Regions from separate parts of the Homo sapiens genome. Here all the other regions are linked to region 1. Evidence: chromatin contacts called from ENCODE Hi-C or POLR2A ChIA-PET data. All regions are on one chromosome and are shown on one strand. Each heading gives the region's core, a stretch centred on a gene start or an enhancer-like site at or near the end of the contact. The rest is flanking DNA. Distances are from core to core; before and after follow the strand shown. Region 1 has its middle 86 kb from the start of SPP2. Region 2 has its middle 120 kb from the start of LINC01891. Region 3 overlaps TRPM8 (transient receptor potential cation channel subfamily M member 8). Region 4 has its middle 150 kb from the start of LINC01891.

Evidence for each region. A loop is a pair of places that touch in the nucleus more often than their neighbours do. ChIA-PET counts read pairs that join two places held with the same protein, here RNA polymerase II (POLR2A). Pooled maps may share reads with other maps.
Region 2: a loop to region 1 is called in a map of PC-9, with 7 times the contacts of the local background. The contact joins two enhancer-like sites. A Hi-C loop is called at or near these places in 1 of 168 maps with a recorded cell type or tissue (PC-9) and 5 of 50 pooled maps. POLR2A ChIA-PET finds 5 or more read pairs at or near these places in 2 of 52 experiments (Panc1 and activated naive CD8-positive, alpha-beta T cell).
Region 3: a loop to region 1 is called in a map of mammary epithelial cell, with 2.7 times the contacts of the local background. The contact joins two enhancer-like sites. A Hi-C loop is called at or near these places in 4 of 168 maps with a recorded cell type or tissue (MCF 10A and mammary epithelial cell) and 7 of 50 pooled maps. POLR2A ChIA-PET finds 5 or more read pairs at or near these places in 6 of 52 experiments (AG04449, CD4-positive, alpha-beta T cell, CD4-positive, alpha-beta memory T cell and 3 more).
Region 4: a map of PC-3 shows a loop between it and region 1 (7-fold over the local background). The contact joins two enhancer-like sites. A Hi-C loop is called at or near these places in 11 of 168 maps with a recorded cell type or tissue (B cell, CD4-positive, alpha-beta T cell, CD8-positive, alpha-beta T cell and 7 more), 5 of 37 single-sample maps with no recorded cell type and 10 of 50 pooled maps. POLR2A ChIA-PET finds 5 or more read pairs at or near these places in 8 of 52 experiments (CD4-positive, alpha-beta T cell, CD4-positive, alpha-beta memory T cell, MCF 10A and 5 more).

Annotation. Positions count from the first base shown.
Region 1 is chr2:234,135,198-234,137,897 of GRCh38, forward strand. No RefSeq gene overlaps it. Among named protein-coding and RNA genes, the nearest start is that of SPP2, 86 kb to the left of the region's middle. Within about 2 kb of position 1,419, at least 8 of the 41 ENCODE cell types and tissues checked have a DNase peak (open chromatin) inside an H3K27ac peak, as active enhancers do; they include PC-3 and PC-9, where a contact is called at or near this core.
Region 2 is chr2:234,334,618-234,337,317 of GRCh38, forward strand. No RefSeq gene overlaps it. Among named protein-coding and RNA genes, the nearest start is that of LINC01891, 120 kb to the right of the region's middle. Within about 2 kb of position 1,359, at least 11 of the 41 ENCODE cell types and tissues checked have a DNase peak (open chromatin) inside an H3K27ac peak, as active enhancers do; they include PC-9, where a contact is called at or near this core.
Region 3 is chr2:233,989,356-233,992,055 of GRCh38, forward strand. The region is part of intron 21 of TRPM8 (transient receptor potential cation channel subfamily M member 8); the gene reads left to right. Among named protein-coding and RNA genes, the nearest start is that of SPP2, 60 kb to the right of the region's middle. RefSeq lists an enhancer at 1,172-1,221. Within about 2 kb of position 1,341, at least 4 of the 41 ENCODE cell types and tissues checked have a DNase peak (open chromatin) inside an H3K27ac peak, as active enhancers do.
Region 4 is chr2:234,307,581-234,310,280 of GRCh38, forward strand. No RefSeq gene overlaps it. Among named protein-coding and RNA genes, the nearest start is that of LINC01891, 150 kb to the right of the region's middle. RefSeq lists an enhancer at 1,463-1,602. Within about 2 kb of position 1,396, at least 5 of the 41 ENCODE cell types and tissues checked have a DNase peak (open chromatin) inside an H3K27ac peak, as active enhancers do; they include PC-3, where a contact is called at or near this core.

The DNA of each region.
Region 1 (2,700 bases), core at 169-2,668:
ATGCCTGGCCTGCAGAGTCAGATGTGAGCATCTGGGAGGCAGCCTGGCCATCAGTTTAAAGGTTCCTGGGTGATCCCTGGTGATTGCTGGGTGCAGTGGGGACTGAGGACGTGGGTCTCATTCTCCTCACGTCCCATCCAGTTGACTGTAGCTTTCTCTTAGCTGGCCTTGCCTCAGCCTGGTGAGAGCAAAGTCTGTGCATTTTTTGTTACCTTTCTATTCCCGGATCTTAGCTGAAATGCAGGCGCTGCTTAATTGACAGAAAGAAATGAAAAGGAATTGAATGCTTAGAAACAGTGATCGCATATCAGCCAAGTATACAACAAGAGTCAGGCCTCCCCCACTTTGACACTTTCTCCTCTCTATTGCTATTCATTTTGGGGACCTTTGGGGTAAAACTGCATGTTAAAATGTAAGGAATAAGACTCCAGCTGAGGAATAGGATTTTCACACCTAGAGTTTTTAAAAAATGCAACAGAGTCCGGTATCAAACTCTAAACAGAAACTGGATCGGGGATTCTTTAGAAGGGATTCCTAAAATGGGTGGCCCCAAGCCTAAACGACTTCAGTGGAATCTTCCAGTCTTGCATTCACCGTTACCAGCTGTTTGTAATGGGAGAGATTCAGTGACTCTTATCGGGCACTAGATGGCGATCAGGCATCAATAAGGCCCAACAACCGCCTCGGACCTGGGACCTGGGATTGGCTCCTCCAACCCTGGCCGCCACCCTGGGAAGTGGCCATTGTCATCTTGATTGTCTGTGGGAGACCAGTGAGGCTGGCGGTGGGGATTAGAACTTCACCCAAGGATCACACCCTCCTTCAACCCTTCCTGTGCAGCAGGTTTTACATTCATGTGCAGTGACCGCAGCCGAGGATGTGGGGCACAGCCCGTGAGAGAGACCAGGAGGTCAGCAGTGGTGGGAGTGTTGTGTGCAGTGCAGCCAGGGACCACGGAACGGGTCTCTGTGGCCGCTGGACCCTGCCCCACGGGCCTCAGGGAGGAAGAGCTCTTGAAGGCCGAGAAGGGGCTGTGCTCTAAGCCTGCTGCCCAGGCCTACCCTGCAGCCCCCAGGATGGTTTTCAGGATGCCTCTAATAACACCCATGTCACTCTTACCACTGGCCAAGCACCATTTTGAGCACTTTCCACAGATCAATGTATTTAATCCTCACACAAGCACAATGGGCTGGGTACTACCATCATTGTCATTCTATAGATGAGGAAACTGAGGCACAAGGAAATTACAAAGTTTGTTCAAAGTCATTTGTAGACCAAAAAAGAAAAGAAAGAAAAATTCTGAGCCCTTCAACCATCTAAATGGACCCCTCCTCTCTGCAAGGACATTCCAAAGCTAACCTGAAAAACTAGTTCAGGCCATGATGGGAGGCAGGGGTCAGAGGTCAGACATGCCTCATTATGCCCTCCTCCCTTTTGGAATTACTGATAGAACATTTACAGTGTATTCTCTCTGAAGCCTGCCACCTGGAGGTTTCACATGCATGATTAAATCTTGGTCTTCACAACCCTTTATCTTAACCCAGACATTCCTAAGTCCTCTGACAATAACTTAACTCTTTCAACCAATTGCCAGTCAGAAAATCTTTGAATCTGCTGATGATCTGGAATCCTCCTCCACTCCAAGCCCTGCAGCTTCCAGTTGACCCACCTTTCCGGACAGAACCAATGTTCATCTTACATGAATTTGATTGATGCCTATGTCTACCTAAAATGTATAAAACTAAACTGTCCCTGATCACGTTGGGCACATGTTCTCAGGATCTCCTGAGGGCTGTGTCATGGGCCATTGGTCACTCATATTTGGCTCAGAATAAATCTCTTCAAAGATTTTACAGAACTTGACTCTTTTCATCAACACATTCAACAAGTAGGTGACAGAGATGGGATTATGCTATTTTTTGAGACAGTTTCACTCTGCCACCTAGGCCGGAGTGCAGTGGCGCAATCTCGGCTCACTGCAACCCCACCTCCAGGGTTCAAACAATTCTCCTGTCTCAGCCTCCCAAGTAGCTGGGATTACAGGTGCACGCCACAAAGCCCGGCTAATTTTTGTTTTTTTTAGTAGAGATGGATTTTCCCCATGTTGGCCAGGCTGGTCTTGAACTCCTGATCTCAGGTGATCCGCCTGCCTCAGCCTCCCAAAGTGCTGAGATTACAGGCGTGAGCCACCGTGCCCAGCTGAAAAATGTTTTAGATAAATTTTGTTCAATTGAAAAAAAAAAAAACAAAAAAAACAACTTATTACCTCTTCAGACCTCCTTGAGATGAAGCAACTGACTCCCTCTCACAGGAAATTTCTATGACAGTCAACAAAAGCTGTCAAATTGCCTGCCTTTGTTCTTTGAGAAATTAGAACAGCCTCCAATGCCTGCAGGTTACATTTCCAACCAGTGACTCATTTCATTGAGATGGGTTCTTTTTCCTGCAACGATAGCAAGTTTGTTATACTAGTTGGGTCTTGGTGAGAACACTGACTAGGAACCAAAAAGAATTCCACAGCCCAGGACAATTAGGTCAAGCCATGAAAGCCCTTTAATTCTGGTAAAACCCCCTCAAAGGGGCATGTGAACGTAAGTCTTCACAGCCCTCTGGCGCCAGCACAATGGCAAAATCACTCCACCCAGAAGCACTTGGCCCCCAGCTGGGACGTTCTGGGTTCAGCCTGGCTCCTTGTCCCAA
Region 2 (2,700 bases), core at 109-2,608, 200 kb after region 1:
ATATTTACAAACCTAAATAGGAGCCAAACAACTCCTCTGTGCCAGCTTTATGCCACATCCCTCTCAAGAAAACTATGGCACATGTCTCTTTTCAAAGATACACCATAAAGAGAAGTATGTTTGTTTTTATTCCAATGTTAGTGCTTCTTAGCTACAATAGTTAATCTACAGCAAATTATGAGAAAAAGGGTGCCTTAAGCAGAGCAGAGTTTGCTACAATGGATGGTTTTTCCTGACAAGTTTGTCTGTGCACATTTCCTGAGATTCCCATTTCCTATAATACCTTGTACTTCAAGTTTATTCTCGTTGCATTATTAAATTGCGAGTGATCATGTTTCTCACTGCAGTGGGACTCCCTCCACCATCAGCTGAGACCGCCTAAGCTCCCAGAGTAACTCAGAGAAGGAAAGGGCAGGCTGGTTCCCAGAGGCCCAGGGAAGCATGTCGGTCTGTGTGACCTTGTGTTCACACATCCCAGGTCTGGGATTCTGGCCCAGGAAACAAGATTCTCATCCACATTTTAGAAACCACAACTTTATAATACCTGCTTCTTTATTTATATTCAATCAGTTTAACCATTTGAGGAGTAAGTCAATGAAAATGTTTAACAGTTAAAAAACATACAACCACTAATTTTAGAATAAAATATTCAGAAAAAAAATGTTAAGCTTTTAAATAGTTCATGTTCTATATCACCCTTTGGAAGATTCAGGTTTACCTAAATTTTTTATTAACGGGACAGCCACCTTCTAAACAGGGACAGAGTTCTATAGGCACAAAGGGGTGGGAATACAGTCCAGGTCTTCTGTTCACATGGACCTGAGAGAGAGCAAGTAGAAAGTCAGTGATTCAATTGCTTGGTGGGTTAATGCCATTTCCCCTTAAGGAGGTATTGCTAGATCCTTTTTAGGACTCAGAGGAAAATAAGAAATATTGCCTGATGTCTACCCACTCCCTTCCAATTCTGTTTCAATGTTAGAATTTTCCTTTGCTAACATTTAATCTCTGTAGAGGGTCAGCTACTTAATGCAACAATGTTTCATTTCCATGGAAGCATCTGTTTGCTGAAGACATGGGGGTTCCCACGGCAACCTACTGACATGGGATTTTGCAGTCCTTCCTCCCGAATTACCAGGAAGCCAGGGCTCACGTGTGTGGGTGTCAGAGCTGACAACTGGCCTCGTCGGCGTCCATCTCTTCCTCCACTCCCTCTAATGAAATTAAGTCCCTGCTGCTGGACAGCGTCCTGCTAACAGCTCGCAGATTGCCCCACCTCTCAGGGCCTGTCTGGGCATCTTAGCAGCATCTGCTTCCAGCCTGTCACGCTCTAGACTCGTGATAGCTGTCTGCTGACTAGATGGCATTCTGATAAAGGGCAGAAAGGCAGAGCGATGTCTGTTCTGGGGTGTGTGCCAGGCACAGGGTGCGGGACAGTGGTGACGCGCTCTGCCTTTCCTCAGCCAAAACCACAAGCCCTTGTCCCGTGCAGCGTCCTCATGCGAGATGTTCCGCAGAGCCACTTCATGGTTCTCAGCACACTCAGAGCACTCACTGTGGCTTTCAGCAGCACGAAACAGATGCTTGAATGGGCCAAGAATGGGGGGCAGTGGCTCAGGCCTGTAATCCCATCACTTAGGGTGGCTGAATCGGGTGGATCTCCTGAGGTTAGGAGTTCAACACCAGGCTGGTCAATATGGTGAAACCTCGTCTCTACAAAAATACAAAAATTAGCTGGGCATGATGGTGGGTGCCTGTAGTCCCAGCTACTTTGGAGGCTGAGGCAGGAGAGTCACTTGAACTCGGGAGGCAGAGGTTGCAGTGACCCAAGATTGCACTCCAGCCTGGACAACAGAGCAAGACTCCATTTCAAACCAAACCAAACAAACAAACCCAAGAATGAATGAAGCATTTGGGACGTTACGCGATAGGAGCTGAGGCTTGGGGGCAGGCACTGTGCTGCATGTTATCCCACTGTTAGTATCTTAAAGACAGGGACACAAGTTTAGGGAACAAAAGCAAATTAGGCGAGGTCTGACTCCAGGACCTGAGGCTCAGCCGCTGTCTGTGACTCTAATCCCCAAATTGCTTTCCACTGTCAGGAGTCCACACTCTCAGTAATGAAACTTCCTGTACCACTGGCTTCTTTTTTGTTTTTTTGGATGGCATCTTGCTCTGTCACCCAGGCTGGAGTGCAGTGGTGCCATCTCGGCTCACTGCAACCTCCGCCTCCTGGGTTCAAGTGATTCTCCTGCCTCAGCCTTCCGAGTAGCTGGGACTACAGGTGCCCGCCGCCGTGCCTGGCTAATTTTTCTATTTTTAGTAGAGATGGGGTTTCACCATATTGGCCAGGCTGGTCTCGAACTCCTGACCTTGTGATCTGCCCACCTCTGCCTCCCAAAGTGCTGGGATTGCAGGCGTGAGCCACTGCACCCAGCCACCACTGGCTTCTTATGTTAGTGCTTCTTGTGCCAAAACTCAGGTGACTGGAGAAGGGAGGAGCCACACAGTCTTCTCCAAGTGTGTGGCCTGTCCATGGGCTGAGATGCAGCTTTCAGCCTCTGTGGCTGTCTTTTCTTTTATCCATATTCTCATATCTCCCATTCTAGCGCTGTCTCTTATCAACCTAATTGAGTGACATGAAAGGGCACAGCTTCAACTGTGACTCAGGGGAGCGAGGGACAAAGGAGGAAGGAGGTTGGG
Region 3 (2,700 bases), core at 91-2,590, 150 kb before region 1:
ACTGCATCACATCCTACTGTTGCCCCAGTCAGTGCTTAAGTGTGACAGCTTGCAACATCCCTGTCCTTGGGGAACCTCCTCGATTAGCTCCGGCTTAAACCAGAGGCCTTTTCCTGGCTAATACCTGTCTGGGGACACCAGAACAGCGAGAGACGCCGTGTTGTTATCCTTAGGTTAAATCCTTGGAACACTGTTTCTGATCATTTTTAAAGTTGTTCAGGGCTTACTCTGTGAGCAGATGGCCCCAGGATGTGACCCTTCCCTGGCACCACATCAAAATACTCATTTAAAAGCTTAACCATACACAATGGCAACCTTATTAACTGCAATGCAAATGTACCTTTGGGAATTCTGAAGGAGTATTGGAGTGCTCTCTAGATGGTATTCAACAGAGAAAGGAAATGGATGTGAACATCTGTGATTATTCTACATTAAAATTATCGATCACAGGGCCTGTGTGGCTTATCAGCGGCAGGAAGTGAATTTAAAGTCAGTAAATGACTCCAGGTCGACTTACCAGGAGCTAGGGCATTTATAAGCATTGTGCCCTGAAGATAAGTTCACCCCAGGCAGTTCTGAAAAGGACTCGTCAAACATGTCCTGCTGTAGAATAATTTCTAAAAATGTTTTTCAGATCTTAGGAGTAATATAAACATGCAGAAAAGTAGAAGGAAGAAAATAATGACCTGATACAAACTAAAGGTTTGAGTGCTGTGTGAACAGTCTAAGGGAGGTTATTGAATTGGGGTGAAAAGAATAGAAAGAAGAGCGCAGATAATTGTAATAGTAACAATAGCTAATATTTATTGAAGCTTTCCCATGCTGGGCACAGGTTCAAGTGCTTTACAGGGGTCGCCTCATTTAATTATTACTCATTTCTGTGTAGGTGTGTAGCCGGTGGGCTAGTTCAGGTTCTTGACTTTGGGACAGAAAATAATTTGAAAGTGAGTCAAAAGCAAAAGCAAGCAAGAGAGTTGACTGCAAAGCCAAAGTACACTCTAGCAGCCGGTCAGAACGGGCCACTCAAAGGCAAGACAGCTCTGTCTAATACTGGGGGATCTCCCTTTATGGGAAATTTGCATGATTATTCATGAAGGGGTGGTAAGGGGTGTTGCTATTAAGCATGTTAGGAGTGGTTTCTTAGGTCCACATGTGCAGTGGCTGTACATGCTAGTACATCCATCGCATGTCTTATAAGCATTTTAAATCTCCACCTGGGGGTGTGTTTTTTACTATTATAATGAGCACAGGTCAGCCCAAGGACACTAATCACGGGTTTCTGTGCTTGTACAAATGTGGGGATTTTTCTCTTCTGCTCCTGCCTTTTTGCTGTAGGGTGTTCTAACCACGAGCTCAGGATGCGGTCTGTGCACTGTTAGGTGGTTTGTTCTCTTCATCAATTTGACAAGTTTCTTGTTTCCTGTCAAGGGAGGCTCTGACCACCTCATCTAACCTGCCTCAGGTGCAGCCTTATTGCCATTTTACACGTAAGGAGTGGGAGGCAGAGAAAGGTTAAGTCCCTGATATTAAGGGAAGAGATGACATGGAAACATATGAATATAATATATATAATATAATGTAATACAAACAGCATGGAGAGGCTATTTGCAGAGGAGGGAGTTATTAATTGTGAGATTGTTGGCTGGGGGAGCCTAGGATCTGCAGCAGCAGCTAGGTGGAGGTGATGTTTGCTTGAAAGATCATGTACCCAGAGCCCCAAGTGTTGGTAGGAGAGGTAGAAGCAGGGGAGATAATGTTAGTCTAGGGAGGAATCAGCAGCCGGGGAGGGTGGAAATGTAGGCAGGGGCTAGGTTATGGAGAGTCTTTTATAGTATATTAAAGAATTTGGACTTTTTCCTGAAGTTGAAGAGAAATGTCATGGGTCTTCGTGCAAGTATATGGCACAGTCTTAGTTGGTTATTCTGTTAGCAATATACTAACCTGAATTATCAATTCCAAAATCAGTGTGATCCAATCGCTTGTCATCTCTTACTGCTGGCTGTTGTTGGCTTTGTACCTGCTTTTTTGATGTTGCAGAATGAGAGGGGAACCAGGATGTGTTACACAGTTTAACATACACACCAGCGCATCAGAGAGAGCGAAAAGTCACTGTCACCACGGGCCATGGGGCAGTACTGGCTAGATACTGCCTGTGTGCTGGGGAAGGAGCGACAAAGGAAAATCCATGAAATCTACGCAAAGTTTGGAGGAGGTGTCCATCTGATAGGGAATTAGCTGACAAGTTTCTTGTATTTCAGTGTATTTGAAAATTCTGCCATTGTTTTAGCATCTACTTTTTCCTTGTGAATTTTTTGCAGACTTTGCATTCTGTTCTGTGGATCTGTCTTTGTATTTTGGTTTTTACTACCAAATGGCTTTGATTACTGAAGTATTTTTTTCTTTTAGGCGTTCTAACATCTGTTGTACAAGTTTCCCTCATTATTCTTATTCAAAACTTTTCTGGCATTTCTTGTATATTTAATTGTACAGAGGAGCCTAAGGCTTATCTTGTGGATTCTTTCTTCTTTCTCCTTCCCCCAAAAATTCTTGTGAATATTATTATGATGATGTTAGGTTTGTAGAATCATTTAAGGGAATTTGGCATCTTACTATTGAGAAGAAATGCTATGATTTTCATTTATTCAAACATATATAATTTCCCAGTAAAGTTTTATGGTCTTTTTCATATGGATCTGGCAG
Region 4 (2,700 bases), core at 146-2,645, 170 kb after region 1:
TACCAACATGAATTAACACTAAATATCCACCTGCAAGTAACTTACAATGTAATGAGGAAGCAACAGTTACAATAAGGTAAGTGATATATGCTACTAGAGTTAGGGTTAGAGTTAGAGAACTTGAGAGGAACTTAACGGGTGCTATAAAAAAGGAACTCAATAGGTGCCATTCGGGTTCAGAGAAACAAGGCACAAACTCTGCCTTGGAGGTTAGCAAAGCCTGAGAATGAGAGTCTTGTCTACCAGTGGAGGCTCCCTTTCATTGCCTGCTTCTCAGGCAGAAAGGAAGTTTTCTCCAAAATAACACATGTGCCAAGCAAGGTGTGGACAAATAACCAGACAGCTCTGAGCATGCCCTGCATCGAACACTAGACCAATTGCTTATGGTTGGAAACAATTGAGATCAGACCCAAGGTTTGACTCACATAGGAACAAGTTAACTTCCTGGGATCCAGGGCAACAGAATCCACCTTCACCTCCAGTGGGCCATCTTGCGAAGGAAAGCTGTTGGACTCTAAAGGTGCAGTGGGGTCGGTCCATATCCATGGCCAATCCTGAGTGAGGGCCTTGCTGATGTGGAGAACCCCAGCTTAGTCACTGAGCAGGCATCTCCTTGTCCAAATACCAAGGACAGACACCGCAGGCCACCGACCACTGTAACAGCAAAATAAATTTGTTCCAGGGAAAATGCTAAACATGTGACTGATTTTTTTCCTGTAGTTCTTAAAAAAAAAAAATTCCCTGTGCATCTTGATGATGCATCATTTGTAAGATGCTTTGTTTGCCTACAGTGGTGTCTGGTGGAGGACTAGGGATGGACACTCTAATTCAGAAAGTAAAGAAAAGTAATTGACAGCTTTCCTTCTGTAATTTTGTTTGAGTTCATAAAATAGAGAATTGCTGTAAGCCTAAAAGCAACTGATGGCTGACACCAAAATCGAAACATGGATATGCTCAGCCTGACATCTTAGGAAGCCGCCAACGATACTGTGTGCAAGCCCATCACCCAGCATCTCCCTGGGTATCCCAGGCTTCTTAACCAGAGGAACTTGCACAGAGAAACCAAATTGTGGATGGTTACAGCCATGTGAGTAGGGCTGATCTATCTTTACCTGACAACTGCACATGCAAGGTTAGCCCTTGTTCTGAAGAGCAGATTCTTCTCTGAAATCTGATGCTCTTTGTCTGGACTTTTCAGAAGGAGAGAGAGCATAATGCTTAATTTTATAAGTGACTGATTTGAACTGTGTAACGTCTAGAGATATTTCTCAGAGGTTTACTATCGGTCACAAAAAATATAACATGACTCAGAGAAGAACTGATTTCCCTTTTTTGAAAAGTAGAGAAGCCACAGGGCAAACAAATGAGGCAGCTTCCCCTGGCTCATGCGGAAAGATTGACGTCAATCTCCAAGTAGCTGAGACAGCTCACGCTTGCTTGGGCTCATGAGGAAGAAGTGGAAATCTCTGTGCCACAAAACCCAAAGGCATAATGTCAAAACCCCATCTGTAAGCAGGAGAGAGCTTCAAGGCTGGATGGGCCATGGTCTGATTACAGAGCCAGTTTCACAAAAGACATGGGGTTTACAGCATCACAGGGAGAAAGAGGAGATCGTCAGTTAAATGAAAGAGAACAGTGGATAAAATGACTCTTTTAAGTGTGCTGCCTTTCAGTTCACTGGCTCACAATTTAATGGCAAATAACCAGAAAAATGCCACAAGTCGTCCTTGCTATGAAGTCTCCAAACTCTAGCTAGGTTTAATGGTGCAACATCTGCATATTTGTATTAGTCTGTTTTCATGCTGCTGATAAAGATATACCTGAGAGTGAGCAATTTACAAAAGAAAGAGGTTTAATTGGACTTATAGTTCCACATGGGTGGGGAGGCCTCACAATCATGGCGGAAGGCAAGGAAAAGCAAGTCACGTCTTACGTGGATGGCAGCAGGCAAAGAAAGAGAATTTGTGCAGGGAAACTCCCATTTTTAAAACCATCAGATCTCATGAGACTCATTCACCATCATGAGAACAGCTCAGGAAAGACCGCCCCCCACCCCCATAGTTCGATCACCTCCCCTTATGGGAATTGTGGGAGTTACAGTCAAGATGAGATTTGGGTGGGGACACAGCCAAACCATATAAATATTCCAGCTGCCACTTTGCAGAGTAAATGGTGAGAAGTGATTGGAATCTGGATATAGAGTGCAGGTCAAGCTGACAAATTTTGTATATGGTTTACATGTAGAGCATGAGAGAAAAGAGAAGGCAAGGATTACACCAAGGCCATGACCTGAACAGCTCTTGCCTCGGTGCCTCCAGGTGTGTGGGATGTGTTTGCTTTCTGCTTCTACCTTTCTGGTGCTACTATCAACTTTTTGTCCAGGAACCCCTTGTCTATGGAGTTGTGCCTTCCAGTGGTGTAGACCATCTGCTTCTTCTTCCCAAACCAGGAAACCGAAATGCCACAAAACAGCGCATGCCCTTACTGCGTGTGAAGTCCTTCGGCATTTTATCTTCTCTTCCATTAGTTGTATTTTTTAAAAAGTTTCTCAAAATCCACTACACAGATTCTCTATCCTCTATCGAGTCATGACCCACAATTTTGAAAATCACTCTTTCAGACAACACTGTATGAGAATATTTTTCCTGCTTGAAGCCAAGGGAGAAATAACACTGCTTCTATCCCCAGGCACACTCTAAA